Regions from separate parts of the Homo sapiens genome. Here regions 1, 2 and 3 are each linked to region 4. A link is a contact called in ENCODE Hi-C or POLR2A ChIA-PET data. All regions are on one chromosome and are shown on one strand. The core of a region is the stretch at or near the end of the contact, and the rest is flanking DNA. Distances in the headings are between cores, read along the strand shown. Region 1 holds the start of SLC22A24 (solute carrier family 22 member 24). Region 2 has its middle 26 kb from the start of SCGB1A1. Region 3 has its middle 49 kb from the start of AHNAK. Region 4 holds the start of SLC3A2 (solute carrier family 3 member 2).

Region 1 (3,820 bases), core at 65-2,564, 260 kb before region 4:
TTTTTTTTTTGAGACAGAGTCTTGCTGTGTCACCCAGGCTGGAGTGCAGTGGCACAATCTCAGCTCACTGCAACCTTCACTCCCAGGTTCAAGTGGCTCTCCTGCCTCAGCCTCCTGAGTAGCTGGGATTATGGGTGTGAGCCACTGCACCCATCCAGGAATCTGCATCTTAAGATGTTTCACGGGTGACCAGTTTGAAATTCAAAAATAAGAACTTCTTGTAGGCAGAATAAATTCTGGAGATTCTGTTTGTTTCTTTGGGTTTCTTTTTAATCAACCTGTCTTTTCCCATTATATCCGTGCATGCTATTTAGCTGCTAGCTTTTGAATATCCTTGTAGGTACACAATTATGCCACACCTTTAACTGTAATTGTGTACTTATTATTCCCTCATTTAAAAATTGACTCTTGCAGTCCCTCATCCACTGCTTCATTATCTCAAGAATCTTCCCACAAGAGTAGGTCAAGCTGGCTGGGCATGGTGGCTCATGCCTGTAATCCCAGCACTTTCAGAGGCTGAGGTGGGCAGATCACATGAGGTCAGGAGTTTGAGGCCAGCCTGGCCAATATGATGAAACCCCTTCTCCATAAAAAATACAAAAATTAGCTGGGCATGTGGGTGAATGCCTGTAATCCCAGCTACTTGGGAGGCTGAGACATGAGAATTGATTGAACCCAGGAGGTCAAGGCTGCAGAGAGCCAAGATCCCACCGCTGCACTCCAGCCTGGTGACAGAGTGATACTTTGTCTCAAAAAAAAAAAGAGTAGGTAAAGTTAATTTGTAGAGGGATGACTCCCCTGCTCCATGGCATCTATCCAGGTATCATTAAACAGTTTCTCCTTAATCTTCCATAGCACACTGTGTATCTTCCTTATAGTTATATGATGACATTACAGTACAATTATTTACAAACCTATCATTTATATGAGACATTGAGCTCAAATTTTATTTTAAACTTATAAATAAATATATGTAAGTTAACATTGCTTTATTTACAGCAATAGCACCAGAAAGCCCAAAATGATATTTGAATGAATCAATAAATCTGGTGAAATATACTACTATAATACATAAAAGCACTATTTCCTTTCTCTTTGTTTCTTATCCTAATTTCCCTATTTTAAAAAATCTTTAAAGCCCTGTCATTGGTATGACTTGAACTGAAGCAGAACTACACTTAGCAAAAGTCAATGTTTAAACTCAACATTCCACTTTCCTTTAACTAAGAATAGTTTTTATTAACTTTTAGTAAAACTCAGTCCTAGTCCAAAAAAAGCCCTGCTCTCTGATCTTTGTACAAGAACATCATAAAGCAATTCACTTTGGATTTTCTAATATCCCATTTCTAAGAAGAATGGCAGACTATTGAACAGGTGTATTTTAGGTCACGTGGGGACTGCATCCACCTGAAAATCCACCGTTGACTTATCAGGAAACTCAGAGATCAGGATCTTTCACAGAGTAGTCTTTTAAGAAGATTCAGTTGTCAACAGCTAGCAGTCTCTTTGCCAAATAATTATATCTGTGACTTCTGAAACTATTTGGCTGCCTAAAGTTAAAGGACTTGGGGAAAGTCCTTCCACTGCTCTTCTGCAGTAGTGTCACACCACTCAGTGCAGGGCCCACCAAGAAGAAAGCAGTGTCAGGATCCACATGGCACTATGGTAACTTTGTGAAAGGGGACATTTTCTCCCTCTGAACTTCTCTTCATAAAGTCATTGTGCTTCCTCTTGGGGATCACCTGTTCAGTCTCAATGGGCTTTGATGTGCTCCTGGATCAAGTGGGTGGCATGGGGAGATTCCAGATTTGTCTGATAGCTTTCTTTTGCATCACCAACATCCTACTGTTCCCTAATATTGTGTTGGAGAACTTCACTGCATTCACCCCTAGTCATCGCTGCTGGGTCCCCCTCCTGGACAATGACACTGTGTCTGACAATGATACCGGGACCCTCAGCAAGGATGACCTCCTGAGAATCTCCATCCCACTGGACTCAAACCTGAGGCCACAGAAGTGTCAGCGCTTTATCCATCCCCAGTGGCAGCTCCTTCACCTGAACGGGACCTTCCCCAACACAAATGAGCCAGACACGGAGCCCTGTGTGGATGGCTGGGTGTACGACAGAAGCTCTTTCCTCTCCACCATCGTGACTGAGGTAAGAGGCCCCATGTAAATCTTCTGTTTATATGATTAAAGTGTTTGGAGTTAACACAAAAAAATTGACTTGCTTTATACCTTTAGTCCTTAGATGGGACCTGCAGTCAGCTCATTCTTCATTCCTTTAGCAGGTGGCAGCACCTGATTATCTATTAATACTCTACGATACAGCCAAGTGTATTAGTATTATATTGGTGTAAAAGTAAATTGTGGTATTAGACCATGAATTTTAAATCATTATAACTAGGCTCAAACACATCTTTATTAATCAAAATAGGAACCATTACAATCAACACATTTTTGGCAATGAGAAATAAGTTTGTTAATTCTGTAACATAAATATCCACGCTTTGGGATTTGACAAATTTTTCTGCATTCTGCTGGTTGTGAAAGTGTTTCTCCTACAAAATGTTGTTGAGATACTTAGTTTTGGTTGTTTTTGTTTTTTGCTTTTTGTTTTTTGAGGGAGGCCAGAGTTTTATTACTACTCAAATTAGTCTCCCTGAGCATTCGGGGAGCAGAGTTTTTAAGGATAACTTGGTGGTTGGGGGGCAGCCAGTGAGCCAAGAGTGCTGACTGATCAGGGCTGAAATCATAGGGAGTCAAAGCTGCCTTCTTGTGCTGAGTCACTTCCTAAGTGGGGGTCACAAGATCAGATGAGCCAGTTTATCGATCTGGGTGGTGACAGCTGATCCATCAAGTGCGGGATCTGCAAAATATCTCAAGCACTGATCTTAGGAGCAGTTTAGGGAGGGTCAGAATCTTGTAGCCTCCAGCTGTGTGACTACTAAATGATAATTTCTAATCCTGTGGCTAACGTTAATCTAGTCCCCAGGCAAGAAGGAGGTCTGCTTTGGGAAAGGCTGTCTTTGTTCAAACTATAAACTACAAACTAAGTTTCTCCCAAAGTTAGTTCAGCCTATGCCCAGGAATGCACAAGGACAGCTTGGAGGTCAGAAGCAAGATGGAGTCGGTTAAGTTAGATCTCTTTCACGGTCTCAGTCATAATTTTGCAAAGGCAGTTTCAATCCCTCCCTTTGGGTTTTATAACACCTTAATCTTAAGATGTAGGCTATGAAGACGGGAAAAGGCCATCTATCACTCCAGCTTCTTCCTGCTGACAGGGGACATAATGGGAATGGGAGTGAACCCCAAGGTGAGAAGAGTGGAACTGCTTTGCTACTGAGTGTATTCATGCAGGCCTGGATGGGCTTCCAAGGCTTGTGTGGCAAAAATATTAGTACTCTCATCTATAGTTTTAGTACAGTATTTAAATGAAGAGCATGCTATAAGGTAAATAATGAGTCCTAGGATGAGGAGTACAATTCCCAATTTTAAAAGCAAAGATTGGAAAGCATTTGTCTGGGGCCTTCTAACTCACAAATAATTTAGAATTTAGTCTAACCTGCAGAAAAAAAAACATCAAGAACAGCTAACAAAAGTGTAATATAGTTTTTCTTTTGAAGCATAATTTTTCTCTCTCCAGTCCCTATTTTTATTAAAAACAAATTATGATAGAACTGACTTACAGTTTACAAAACAAACTTTAGTTTCACTGTACTTGGCCTGATTATTTGCATAAAGTGCAGCAAGAATAATTATTTTTCACTTAGGCTTTTTTAATTGGCTTTGATGAAACTCTGTTCCATGAAGAATCTCAG
Region 2 (3,639 bases), core at 918-3,417, 440 kb after region 4:
CATGACCTTCACCTCTCCTGCATCTTTGTTTTAATCATCTGATATAATAGACTCTTTAGAAAACCCCAGTCCACATCTGCGTGGTTGTGCCCTGGGAAGTCCCGGGACAAAGCTCACTCCTTGGGTTTTCTTGTTTGGACGAACGGAACCACCCAGTATATAGTCATGGGTGTGGCTATTATGGGATGCAATCCAGAGGGAGCAGGTCACTTAACAAACAGCACAGAGCCACCAGATCCTGCAGAGTCAGGTGGGGAGCCAGGTGGAGGGGGAGAGCCCTGAGCTGGGAAGAGAGGACTTGAGTTTCAGGTTCCAGGTTCAGGTCCTGGTCAAGCACTTACAGGCTAGGCTTCTTTGGCGCCCTCCGAGCCTGTGACCTCATCTGCAGAGGGGTGGGTTGGCAGCTCTTCTTCTCCCTTCCCTGCCCATAGTTATAAAATGTGCTGACTCCTTGTAGGAAATTAATGAAATGCCTTCCTGCCCCTCCTGCATCCCTCCCTGGGGAGCCTGCCCCTGCTCTGTACCACCCAGAATAGGATGATATTTTTGTTTTGGTTTGCTTGTTTGTTTGTTTTGAGACAGTGTCTTGCTCTGTTGCCCAGGCTGGAGTGCAGTGGTGTGATCTTGCAACCTCCGCCTCCTGGGTTCAAGTGATTCTCCTGCCTCAGCCTCCTGAGTAGTTGGGACTACAGGCACCCGCTACCACGCCCAGCTAACTTTGTATTTTTAGTAGAGACAGGATTTCACTATGTTGGCCAGGTTGGTCGGGAACTCCTAACCTCAGGTGATTTGGCTGCCTCAGCCTCCCAAAGTGCTGGAATTATAGGCATGAACCACTGCGCCCGGACTGTTTTTTGGTGTTTTGAGACAGGGTCTTGCTCTGTTGCCCAGGCTGGAGTGCAGAGGTACAATCGTGGGTCACTATAGCCTTGACCTTCCGTGCTCAAGTGATCCTCCCCATTCAGCCTCCCAAAGTGCTGGGATTACAGGCCTGAGCCACTGTGCCTGGCCAGGATGTTGTTTTTCTTCACCATTACCCCTGTTCTCTCACTTCTGGCATCTTTCCTCCTTTGTTTTGGGGAATGATGGCATGGGGCCCAGGGAGTAGGATTGGGAGCCAAACCTTTCTCCTTTATTTATTCAAATCGTAGCTATGGATGCAGCAAAAAGCAAACAGAAGTTTGACTAGATATATGAGCTCAGTATTCCACAACATTTAAAGCTGGTGTGTACTTACGTAGGAGGCTTAAAACATAACATTAGGTTAAAATGAATAATAGCCCCAACAGAAAAAAAAATAGTGCATTCTAAAGAAGTTCTTAGCGGGAATGTTCAGAAGCTTGGTTGGTTTGATTGACAATAGCTCTGTATGTCTCCTTCTCGGTAGCTCCTTAATGCAGATCTCTGTTGCTCCCTGACTTCTCCACTGGGTCACGTGTGGCCAGGTGTCATGAGCATAATATCCCTATCATCGCTGTCTGGCAGGGTGAGAGTTCAGAAGGAGTCATATTTGCTTTTAGGTCACCCTCTTTATTTATCCAGCACGTGGGGTAGGACTGTGACCGAAGGAGGGCTCCATGCACGTCTCCTGTGTTGTTGGAGGAGGTAGTGTTGGTAATGGGCGAGGAACAGAGTCGTTTGGTCCCAGCAAAGCTGCTTCCATCAGATCGGTCCTGCCCCTTGGCTGGGCTGCCTGGACTTCACTTCATCATCTCTAAAATGAGATTAAAGATTGTTTCTCCCTCATGGGAAGGCTCCGGGATTCAGTGAGCTTATGCCTGTTTAGGAAAGTGTCTGGCACAGGGTCACTGCCCTTGTGCCATCACATCTGCCCAGATGAAATCAGGTAATCAGCTGACGCACCCGGAGTGCCCATCGCGCATGCGTGCTGTGCCCCATGGGAAAGGGGCGTCAGATGTGACTCTGCCCTCAAGGAATCCGCATCTAGCAGGAGAAAGAAAACCGGACACTTTGGAGATAAATAGAGAGCTAGAAGGCCAGCGGGACCCCCGCTTCCCCACGGCGCGGACATCCTGGAGGGCGAGCAGCTGCCGGGCGGGGCACGCTGTCAGCCAACCCTGCCTAATCTCCTGGCAGACAGAGCTGAGAGAAAGCAGAATCTGGTATTCATTGTGCGGTTGTTTCTAATTTCCTTCTGCTTTCGAGATCCTCTTCTAAGGGAGAACAATGCCCTGAATGATGGGGCACAAGCTTCCTTGGCTGGGCACCCACCCAGCTGTGGCAGAGGCCGGGCACTCACAGGGCCGGTGGTGTTTGATTCTGGCCTCTGAGAAGCTCCTCCGACAGTGGGTTTTGGTGGCTGGTTTGAGTCCCAGCCCATAGAACAAGTCCCCCCAGGCTCACTTATGAGTATTATCTTTAAAATTTCCCTATCTGCCAAAGAAGAACGCCTTTTGTGTTATCGCCAGGGTTGTTACGAGGCCGGGTGGGTGGAGGGGGCACTGAACCTCAGAACTCTCTGTAGGATCCACATCTGGAGCCAAGAGGCCGCTCTGTGCCACCACACTCCCCGGAGTGTCCATCGTGCATTGGAGGGGGACGGTGTTGGCCTCAAGTGCTGCCCTCGCAGCTCCCGTTCACAGACCATGACTGAGAGGACTCTCAGCAGAGGACCCTGGGGTGACATTTCTACTGCTGGTGCCTCATAAGGCTGGCCAGGGGCAGGAGGCCCAGGGCTGAGTCCAAGGAATGGGGTGGGGTTTCCTCATTCCTTGCTGTCTTCATACTTGGCCTTCTATTTGTAGATTTCAGTAATTTATCAGCCTTTCTAGGTTCCTCTTTCATCACCAGAAGCAGAATGAACCTAACATGAGAAACCCACATGCATAAAGGGCTGAGAGAGGCTGAGGGGCATTTGATGATGACTTTCAAGTCTATGGGGCTGTATCGAGGAAGATGCTATGGCAGTGGCAGGTGAGAGGGTGAGTGAGGGGCTGCACAGCCCCAAGAGGCCCTGGCAGGGTTAGCTGTCTTCAAGATGAGCAAGACCCAGCCGGGCGCGGTGGCTCAAGCCTGTAATCCTAGAACTTGGGGAGGCCGAGGCAGGCAGATCACCTGAGGTTGGGAGTTCGAGACCAGCCTGACCAACATGGAGAAACCCCATCTCTACTAAAAATACAAAATAAGCCAGGCGTGGTGGTGCATGCCTGTAATCCTAGCTACTCAGGAGGCTGAGGCAGGAGAATCGCTTGAACCCTGGAGGCGGAGGTTGCGGTGAGCTGAGATCGCACCATTGCACTCCAGCCTGGGCAATAACAGCGAAACTCTGTCTCAAAAAAAAAAAAAAGGCCGGGTGCAGTGGCTCACACCTGTAATCCCAGCACTTTGGGAGGCCGAGGCAGGTGGATCATGAAGCCAGGAGTTCGAGACAAGCCTGGCCAATATGGTGAAACCCCATCACTACTAAAAAATACAAAAATTAGCCGGGAGTGAAGTGGTGGCATGTGCCTGTAGTCCCAGCTACTTGGGAGGCTGAGGCAGGAGAATCGCTGCAATCTGGGAGGCGGAGGTTGCAGTGAGCCAAGATCACGCCACCGCACTCCAGCCTGGGTGACAGAGCGAGACTCTGTCTCAAAAAAAAAAGAAAGATGTGCAAGACTCGAGCCAGGTCTCCCAGGC
Region 3 (3,817 bases), core at 870-3,369, 380 kb after region 4:
TTCCCCTTTGTGGCTTGGTTCACAGTCTCCAGGAGATGGAGGAGTGGCTAGGAGCTGCGCAGCTGCCGACAGCTCAACTTGTGCGGCTGGTTTTTTGTTTTTTTGAGATGGAGTCTTGCTCTGTTGCCCAGGCTGGAGTGCTGTGGTGCGATCTTGGCTCACTACAACCTCCGCCTCCCGGGTTCAAGCGATTCTCTTGCCTCAGTCTCCCGAATAGCTGAGATTACAGGCACACGATACCATGCCCAGTTAATTTTTTTGTATTTTTAGTAGAGACTGGGTTTCGCCATGTTGGTCAGGCTGGTCTCGAACTCCCGACCTCAGGTGATCCACCCGCCTCGGCCTCCCAAAGTGCTGGGATTACAGGCATAAGCCACTGCGCCTGGCAGGTTTGAACAGATACAGAGGATGTTTAGTGAGAGGCCAGTCGGATGCTATGGGTCTGCACTAAAGCCTTAAACCCTTTCTATCTTTTCCTCTTTCCCAGGCCTAGAAGACATGGTCAGAGTTCATCTACGTCATGCCCCTGCCTCCGGGCATATTTTATCTCCCCATGCCCATGCCTGTCTTCCAGAGACCACTCCCACCAAAGGAAGTGGGAGAAGCGAGGCGGAAGAGAGGCCATAAAGTCCGCTGGAATATAGGCTCCATGAAGGCAGGGATTTTTAATATATCCCCAGAGTCTAGAACAGTGCCTGGCCCACAGTAGATGCTCAATAAATATTTGTTGAATAATGAACCTCCCCTTGTTGAAGTAATCACAGCTGGTAAAGTACTTTCAATCCTAATGAATATTCTGTTGGACAGGTGGAAATTTTTAGAGCCAACATTTCCAAAGATCTATTTATTTTGTTTTTTGTTTTTATTTTATTTTTTTTAGAGAAGGGCCTTGCTCTGTCACTCAGGCTGGAGTGCACTGGCATGATCACAGCTCACTGCAACCTTGAACTCCTGGACTCAAGAGATCCTCCCACCTCAGCTTTCTGAGTAGCTCTTACTAAAGGCACAGCTTCCATGCCCAGCTAATAAAAAAAAATTTCTTTTTTTTTTTTTTTTAGAGTGAGTCTGGGTTCACTATGTTGCTCACGTGCTGCTCTCAAACTTCTGGCCTCAAGCGATCCTCCCACCTTGGCCTTCTAAAGCACTGGGATTATAGGCATGAGCCACTATGTCTGGCCCCAAAGATTCAATTTTTAATTACACCATATAGTGTAATTATAATTACACTATATAGTGTAATTATAATTACATTTAGTGTAATCTTAGTATGCCATTCATTTTGTAAAAAATTAAAACAATACAAGAGAAATTCCCCTTGTTCCAAACACACTTGCGTGCTCCTTCTTAGTGATAACCATTAGCTTCATCTTGGCATGTGCCCTGTAGACTTTGCTCAATGCATTTGGACAAGTCTGTATGTTAACATAGAAGCCTAGAGTTTTGTGGGTTAGCAACGACACAACAACCACAACAACAAAACCCATAAAACCATAAATAAGATTGGACTGTGCTGTTTTGCAGTTTCCTTTTTCCCCTCTTAACGTTTTGGAGATGTTCCATGTAGGTGAAAACAGACCTACCTCGTTCTTTTCATTGTGAAATATTGTGCAGCATAGATATATTGCATATTTGACAATTCCTCTATTGATGGACTTTTAAGTCATTTCCAGTGTTTACTTTTTTTTTTTTTGAGATGAAGTCTCCCCTCTGTCACCCAGGCTGGAGTGCAGTGGCTCAGTCTCGGCTCACTGCAACCTCTGCTTCCCAGGTTCAAGCGATTCTCCTGCCTCAGCCTCCTGAGTAGCTGGGATTACAGGGGCGTGCCACCACGCCTGGCAAAATTGTTTTGTATTTTTACTAGAGATGGAGTTTCGTCATTTTGGCCCAGCTGGTCTTGAACTCCTCACCTCAGGTTATCTGCCTGCCTCAGCCTCCCGAAGTGCTGGGATTACAGGTGTGAACCACCGCGCCTGGCCTATTACCAGTTTCTATGATCTTGTTAGAATAAAAATTTCAGCTCTCTCTTGGACAGGAAATTGTGAGTGATTCACACTAGTAACATAATCAGATATGTCGTAATGATGCTATTTAATGCTATGTCTTCTGTTACTTAGTAACTGTTTTACATAAAGGGCGTAATCATGTCTCCACCTTTTTTGATAGGAATGGTTGTGTATCACTTTTCTCCACCCATTTCACCATGACTTTTAGATATGAAATGGGAGAGTCTGGGGCCTTGGAGGGCCTCAGGGGAGTGACCTCCCCCTTCCCTTCCTTATCCTCTGTTTTCTTGAGTGGCTTCAAGGAGTTGTTTGGTGCCATAGCCTGCCCTTCTGCCACATCCTTTCCTGCCACATAGTGGTCATGTCCTGGAATGACGAGATGACAATGCCAATCATTCAGTCCCAGGCTGCATGGTGCACTGGCCTTTGGATTCCTCCTTTGATCAGCTCAGAACACTTTAGCAGTTGTTGGTTTTGACCTGTGCTTGGCTTTGATGATATCAGGCCCATCTTCAAACCTTTTCCTTGTACCTCAGGAATGATACCGCAGTCTGGATCCAGCCTTAATCTTTTCAAGGCCCACGCATCACTCAGTATAATATTTTCCACAGATAAGTACATTTTAAAAGGAAAAGCTTTAAGAACACTTTATATTTTATACCATTTAATTCCTTGGCAATTTTCTTCTCCCACCCACACCTTAATGTCATTTGCTCTTCTATTTTTCTCAACCTCTGTTTTCTTTTCTTTCTTTCTTTCCTTCCTTCCTTCCCTCCCTCCCTTCTTCCTTCCTTTTCCTTCCTTTCTTCCTTCCTTCCTTTCTTTCTTCTTTTTCTTTCTTTCTTTCTTTCTTGAGATGGAGTCTCCCTCCCTCTGCTGCTCAGGCTGGAGTGCAGTGATGCGATCTCGGCTCACTGCAACTGCCGCCTCCCGGGTTCAAGCAATTCTCCTGCCTCAGCCTACCGAGTAGCTGGGACTACAGGCACGCGCCACCACGCCCGGCTAACTTTTGTACTTTTAGTAGAGACAGGGTTTCACTATGTTGATCAGGCTGGTCTCGAACTCCTGACCTTGTGATCTGCCCGCCTCGGCCTCCCAAAGTGCTGGGATTACAGGTGTGAGCCACCGCTCCCGGCCAACCTGCTTTCAAGATTACATCAGAGTGGTGGCTGTGGAAGAATTTTTCTCCCTGAGAATTTTCTCTAGGCATAGTTCTTTGTTACTAACAAGATTTTCCTTCTCCCTGCTTGATGATTTCCGTACAGTTTAGACTCATAGAGTATCTTAATATTAATCTCTAGTGATTGAATTGCAACAGCACCTAGGATGGCTAGATTTCATAATGGCTTTTTCCTGAAGTTCACTTTTCAGAGGGAGCCTAGGACTTTTAAGGCAGTGTGACTTGTTTTAATGGTTTCAGATTAATTTTGTATTTGTATCAGAAAACCATTTACTTAATGATTTGATTGTTTCATTTTCTAAAGTGAATAGTAACTGAACTCGTTTCCTACTCCTTTATTTAGTCCAGCTACTATAGAATCTTTGTTTTGCTTGCTTTTAGTAATATTAACGTTATTTCTTTCTTTCTTCTTTTTTTTTTTTTGAGACAGGATCTGGCTCTGTCACCCATGCTGGAGTGCAGTGGCGCAATCTTGGCTCACTGCAGCCTCCGCCTCCTGGGATCAAGTGATCCTCCTGCTACAGCCTCCTGAGTAGCTGGGATTACAGGCATATACCACCATGCCTGGCTAATTTTTCTATTTTTAGTAGAGACGAGGTTTCATCATGTTGGCCAGGCTGGTCTCGAACTTCTG
Region 4 (4,005 bases), core at 1,488-3,987:
TCTTAGAATCACAGCTACCAGCAGTGTCAGTATCTGCTTCCATTTTTGTTCTACCCATTCTGAACAGGTCAGTGTCCTAGGACCCAGACATCAGGAGCTAGGTGACATTCAAAGCCCTACTCCTAGCCTGCTGGGTACACATTTGAACCTATGGCAAATTATATACCTTGTATGGTTATACAGAGAATTAGAAAACATCTATAAAATACTTGGCATAGAGTCCCAGACACATAGGAGTACCCCAGTGCTTATAATTTCAGACTGGGCTCTATTCCAAACACATCAAACAAGAACTGGGAAACCAGTCAGGACAGGATTCTCACAGAGAAAGGGCTTCCTCTCCCAAAAGAAAGAAAAATCAAACTTCCAGACTGACTTCTGAGAAGGTCCCTTCCTGGCACTGTCTCATCCTCAGAGTCAAGGAAATAAGAAAAATAAGAGGTCAGAAAAGGAACAAGAAAAACAGGTGTGCTATTGGCCTATCCTTTGGCTATAGGAGGAGGCATTCCTCCTTGGTCCTAAGGAGCAAAGGGACCCTCAGCTGGAGTCAGGCTGGGTCTACAGGGCTTGCTGTGAAAGGACTGTCCCAGCCCCAGCATCTGACTTCCACCAGCCATCAGCTCCAACACTCACCTTCACCTTGGTGGCCACAGTGTCAACCTGAGTGGAGAACCACGAGTTCTCACCCCGGTAGTTGGGAGTAAGGTCCAGAATGACACGGATGCCTAAAACAACGGAGGAAGACGCAATCATGAGACAGTCTATGAGTTAAGGGAAAATAAGGAAATCACAAATGCAAGTCACTGAGTGTTTCCTATGTATTACTTGGTACAAAAGCTTGAATTTGAACCCGGGCAAAATTCATTCCATTGAAACAGATGTGAGCAAGGAAGGGCCTTAAGATATGGGAAGGCAGGCCAGGCGAGTTCAAAACCAGACCGGTCAACATGTTGAAAATTGTCTCTACTAAAAATAAAAAAATTATCTGGGTGTGGTGGCACACGGCTGTAGTACCAGCTACTCAGGAGGCTGAGGCACGAGAATCGCTTGAACCCTGGGGGAGGAGGCTGCAGTAAGCTGAGATCGTTCCACTGCACTGCAGCCTGGGTGACAAGAGTGAGACTCCATCTCAAAAAAAAAAAAAGATATTGGAAGGCAGAAAGTTTATAGTGCAGAGAAGTGGCCCCTGTGTTCCCCACTCCCAAAGTGAACCTTTTTAAACATGTGTCTATATCGAGTCGTAAAACAATATTTGGGATTCCCCCCCCCCAAAAAAACCTACTGTTTTACAAGTTTAAAACCACTGGTTTAGTAAATATCTATATTTTGCAAATAAGGGCACTGAAGCCCAGAAGTTAAATGACCTGCTCAAGATTCCACAGCCAAGTAGAAAGCCCCCAGACGACTGGACAAATCCATTTTAGGCTGAAGACTAACAAATCTCCCCTCTACCTGCCCTAGGAAAACTCAGAGCCAGTTAGCAGGAAACCAGACAAAAGTTCTAGCCTACTTTTCCTCTGGCCAAGTCCTTTCTAGCTGTTTCCTTGGGAACCCCAGGATACCCACTCTTTTTTTTAGCCGATTGCAAGAGACTGTCAAAATCTTCCTTGGAGCCAAAATTGGGGTCGATCTGCAGCAAGTCAGTCTGAGCGACATCATCCTTCTGGTTCTTGTGAATTGGACCCAGCACAAGGCCCTTCACCTTCAGAGAGCTCAGGTAATCGAGACGCCCCTTCAGACCTGAAATGGGGGCTGGGTTAACAAGTGAGGCCCCTCTGAGAGGCCCCTGACCTCCCCACCCTCCCTTCTCCCAGCGCCTAAGGGTGGGACGGGGAGGGGGCAAAGGGGGAGAGAGGGAGGCAAGGCTGAATCACGAGACTCAGAGGAGCTGATGTAAGGAGTCCTGCACATTACTTCAGAAACCGGTTGCAACTGGCTTCTGGCGCCGCGGGGAAGGAGGACGCTGAGTCACCCACCCTCGTGACGGAGTGAGGGGCGGGTCGGCTTTCTTCAAAGAAAGGAGGGAAGGACAATGTGCCGGGGAGGGGGTGGGGGAAGGGGGAACAGTCGTCGGTACGGGATGGAGGGAAGAACCATCTAGATCCGTCTGGGGACAGGGGAGGGGGTCGGTGCAAGCCACCAGATTCAACCGGAGGTACCCGGGACGGGGGCGCGCTGCACTCACCCGCCAGGTTGCCCGCGCCGTGGCCCTGGAAGGCCTGAAGGTCGCCGATGCGGTAGAGGGCGCCCGTGTGCCACCACTTCTGCGCCGGTAGCTCGCGACAACGCGGCGCTCGCACGATTATGACCACGGCACCAGCAAGCATGCCGAGCCAGCCGAGCCAGAAGAGCAGCAGCAGTGCCCAGCGGGTGCGTACCCAGCCGGGGCTGCCTGCCACCTTCAGCAGCTCCTCCTTGGACAGGCCCGTGAACTTAGCCGCGGCTGCCGCCTCCGCCTCGTCTTCCGCCACCTTGATCTTCACCAGACCATTCTTCTCGGCTCCCGCCAGGGACATGGCCGCCCCAGACGCCGCGTTCATCGGCTGCTTCTCGGGCTCTAACTCATTCAGCTCCACCTCCTTCATATCCACCTCGGTGTCCTGGCTCATGGTGCCTGCAGAACCGGCGACACGACGCAGCTTGCGGTCAGATGGTGGCTCAACCCCTACCTGGACCCTCGGACCCAGAACGCTCTCCCCGGCCTCTGTGCCTCCGCGCAGTTTCGGCTACTGCATCTGCTCAGCAGCAGGCGCGGCCTCTGGGAAGGGGCAGCGGAGCCCCGCCCCGGCCCGCCCCTTAAGGTGGAACCTCGGGGACTGCCCCAGCCGTGGGCGGCTCAGGGTAGTAAAGTCAGGAACACGCCTCCGACAGTACTTCCTGCATGGTCCAATTTCTCATCTCCAACCTGTCTAACCCTAAAGTTCTTTTCAACCTGATTCTGGGAAGGCCTGGCACGGAGCCACCTTTAAGTGGACTAGGCCTGTGATCCTGCCCCAAATCCCGAGGCCCCTCCAGTGTCCTTTAGGCCTTACCGCCCCCAAACGCCCCTCTTCTTCCATTCCGGCAGGCTAGTGACTACCCCAACACCATCCTCCATTTGCCCCTGGTTCACGGCTCCGGCCGCCGTCTGGTTTTCCCAACTTTGCATGGCTACTTGCACTCTCAGAGGCAGCCAGTCACAACTTCTGCCTTTTCCCCCACCAAGGCTTGCCCTCTCAGGCCTCTGGGACTTGGCGCTAGACCTCTGCTAGACCTCTGCTTCCGTGCACGGCTTACTCCCACTCGTTTTTCAAGACTCATCTTGAATTCATTTCAAGAAATTCCTCATGCAGCAACTATTTATTGTGTACTCACTACAATACTTTGCTTTGTTAACTTTATTGAATTTAACACTAATCCAGCCTTCTTCACAGTACTTTAAAATGAATGGTTTGGGCAGGAAGGTTGAGGTAGACACCCCCCTTCTTATCCTACCCCACCCCCAGCTGCTAGCACCTGGATGTTTGGCAGCTAGGAATCAGACATCCAGAAGAGACTGATAGGGCTGTAATGAACATAACAGAGCTAGGTCTCAGAGGCATCCACCTTTTTTGTGGAATAGACCAGAAGATGCCATGGCCAGACTCTTACCCACCTTGCAGGAACTCCCACAGTTATCCCCAAACTCCCCCAAGGTCCTGTCTCCCTATCACTTCACTATGTTAGGCCTTGGAGGCAGCTGGTACTGCAGAGGCTTTGAAGAAGCCTAGAATTCCCTCCACAGGGTCCTTGGATTGAAGTGGGGCAGAGACAGGGTTCACAGCAGGGAACTACCGGACATCAACACCGTGGGGTGCCAACACTCTCAGGAACTCCTTGTTCCTAAACAGTGCCAGTTGGGCTACTTTCAGAGAGGAGCTGGAGGAAATCGGTTCTTTCTCCCTTTCCCACCTAGGCTGGAAGCCAAGATTGCTGTGTATTTGGAAGAAAGCAAAAGCCAAGATCTGAAGTAATAGCATAGAGAAA

What was found. A loop is a pair of places that touch in the nucleus more often than their neighbours do. ChIA-PET counts read pairs that join two places held with the same protein, here RNA polymerase II (POLR2A). Pooled maps may share reads with other maps.
Region 1: POLR2A ChIA-PET joins it to region 4 with 11 read pairs in A673. The contact joins the promoter of SLC22A24 here to the promoter of SLC3A2 in region 4. POLR2A ChIA-PET finds 5 or more read pairs at or near these places in 2 of 52 experiments (A673 and AG04450).
Region 2: a pooled map shows a loop between it and region 4 (2.2-fold over the local background). The contact joins the enhancer-like site here to the promoter of SLC3A2 in region 4. A Hi-C loop is called at or near these places in 2 of 50 pooled maps. POLR2A ChIA-PET finds 5 or more read pairs at or near these places in 4 of 52 experiments (B cell, HEK293T, activated B cell and 1 more).
Region 3: a pooled map shows a loop between it and region 4 (2.3-fold over the local background). The contact joins the enhancer-like site here to the promoter of SLC3A2 in region 4. A Hi-C loop is called at or near these places in 5 of 50 pooled maps. POLR2A ChIA-PET finds 5 or more read pairs at or near these places in 3 of 52 experiments (AG04450, OCI-LY7 and WTC11).

The regions. Positions count from the first base shown.
Region 1 is chr11:63,141,715-63,145,534 of GRCh38, reverse strand. SLC22A24 (solute carrier family 22 member 24) reads left to right here and starts at 1,314. Exons shown (of 10, transcript NM_001136506.2): 1 at 1,314-2,157. The coding sequence starts at 1,756.
Region 2 is chr11:62,442,944-62,446,582 of GRCh38, reverse strand. It overlaps a transcript of AHNAK not described here. Among named protein-coding and RNA genes, the nearest start is that of SCGB1A1, 26 kb to the right of the region's middle. RefSeq lists a silencer at 972-1,266 and an enhancer at 1,807-1,866. Within about 2 kb of position 2,167, at least 30 of the 41 ENCODE cell types and tissues checked have a DNase peak (open chromatin) inside an H3K27ac peak, as active enhancers do; they include B cell, where a contact is called at or near this core.
Region 3 is chr11:62,495,838-62,499,654 of GRCh38, reverse strand. It overlaps a transcript of AHNAK not described here. Among named protein-coding and RNA genes, the nearest start is that of AHNAK, 49 kb to the left of the region's middle. Within about 2 kb of position 2,119, at least 12 of the 41 ENCODE cell types and tissues checked have a DNase peak (open chromatin) inside an H3K27ac peak, as active enhancers do.
Region 4 is chr11:62,879,628-62,883,632 of GRCh38, reverse strand. SLC3A2 (solute carrier family 3 member 2) reads right to left here and starts at 2,737. Exons shown (of 9, transcript NM_001013251.3): 1 at 2,186-2,737; 2 at 1,567-1,740; 3 at 634-725. The coding sequence starts at 2,609. RefSeq lists enhancers at 1,746-2,025, 1,262-2,461, 2,446-2,715, 2,105-2,996, 3,366-3,415.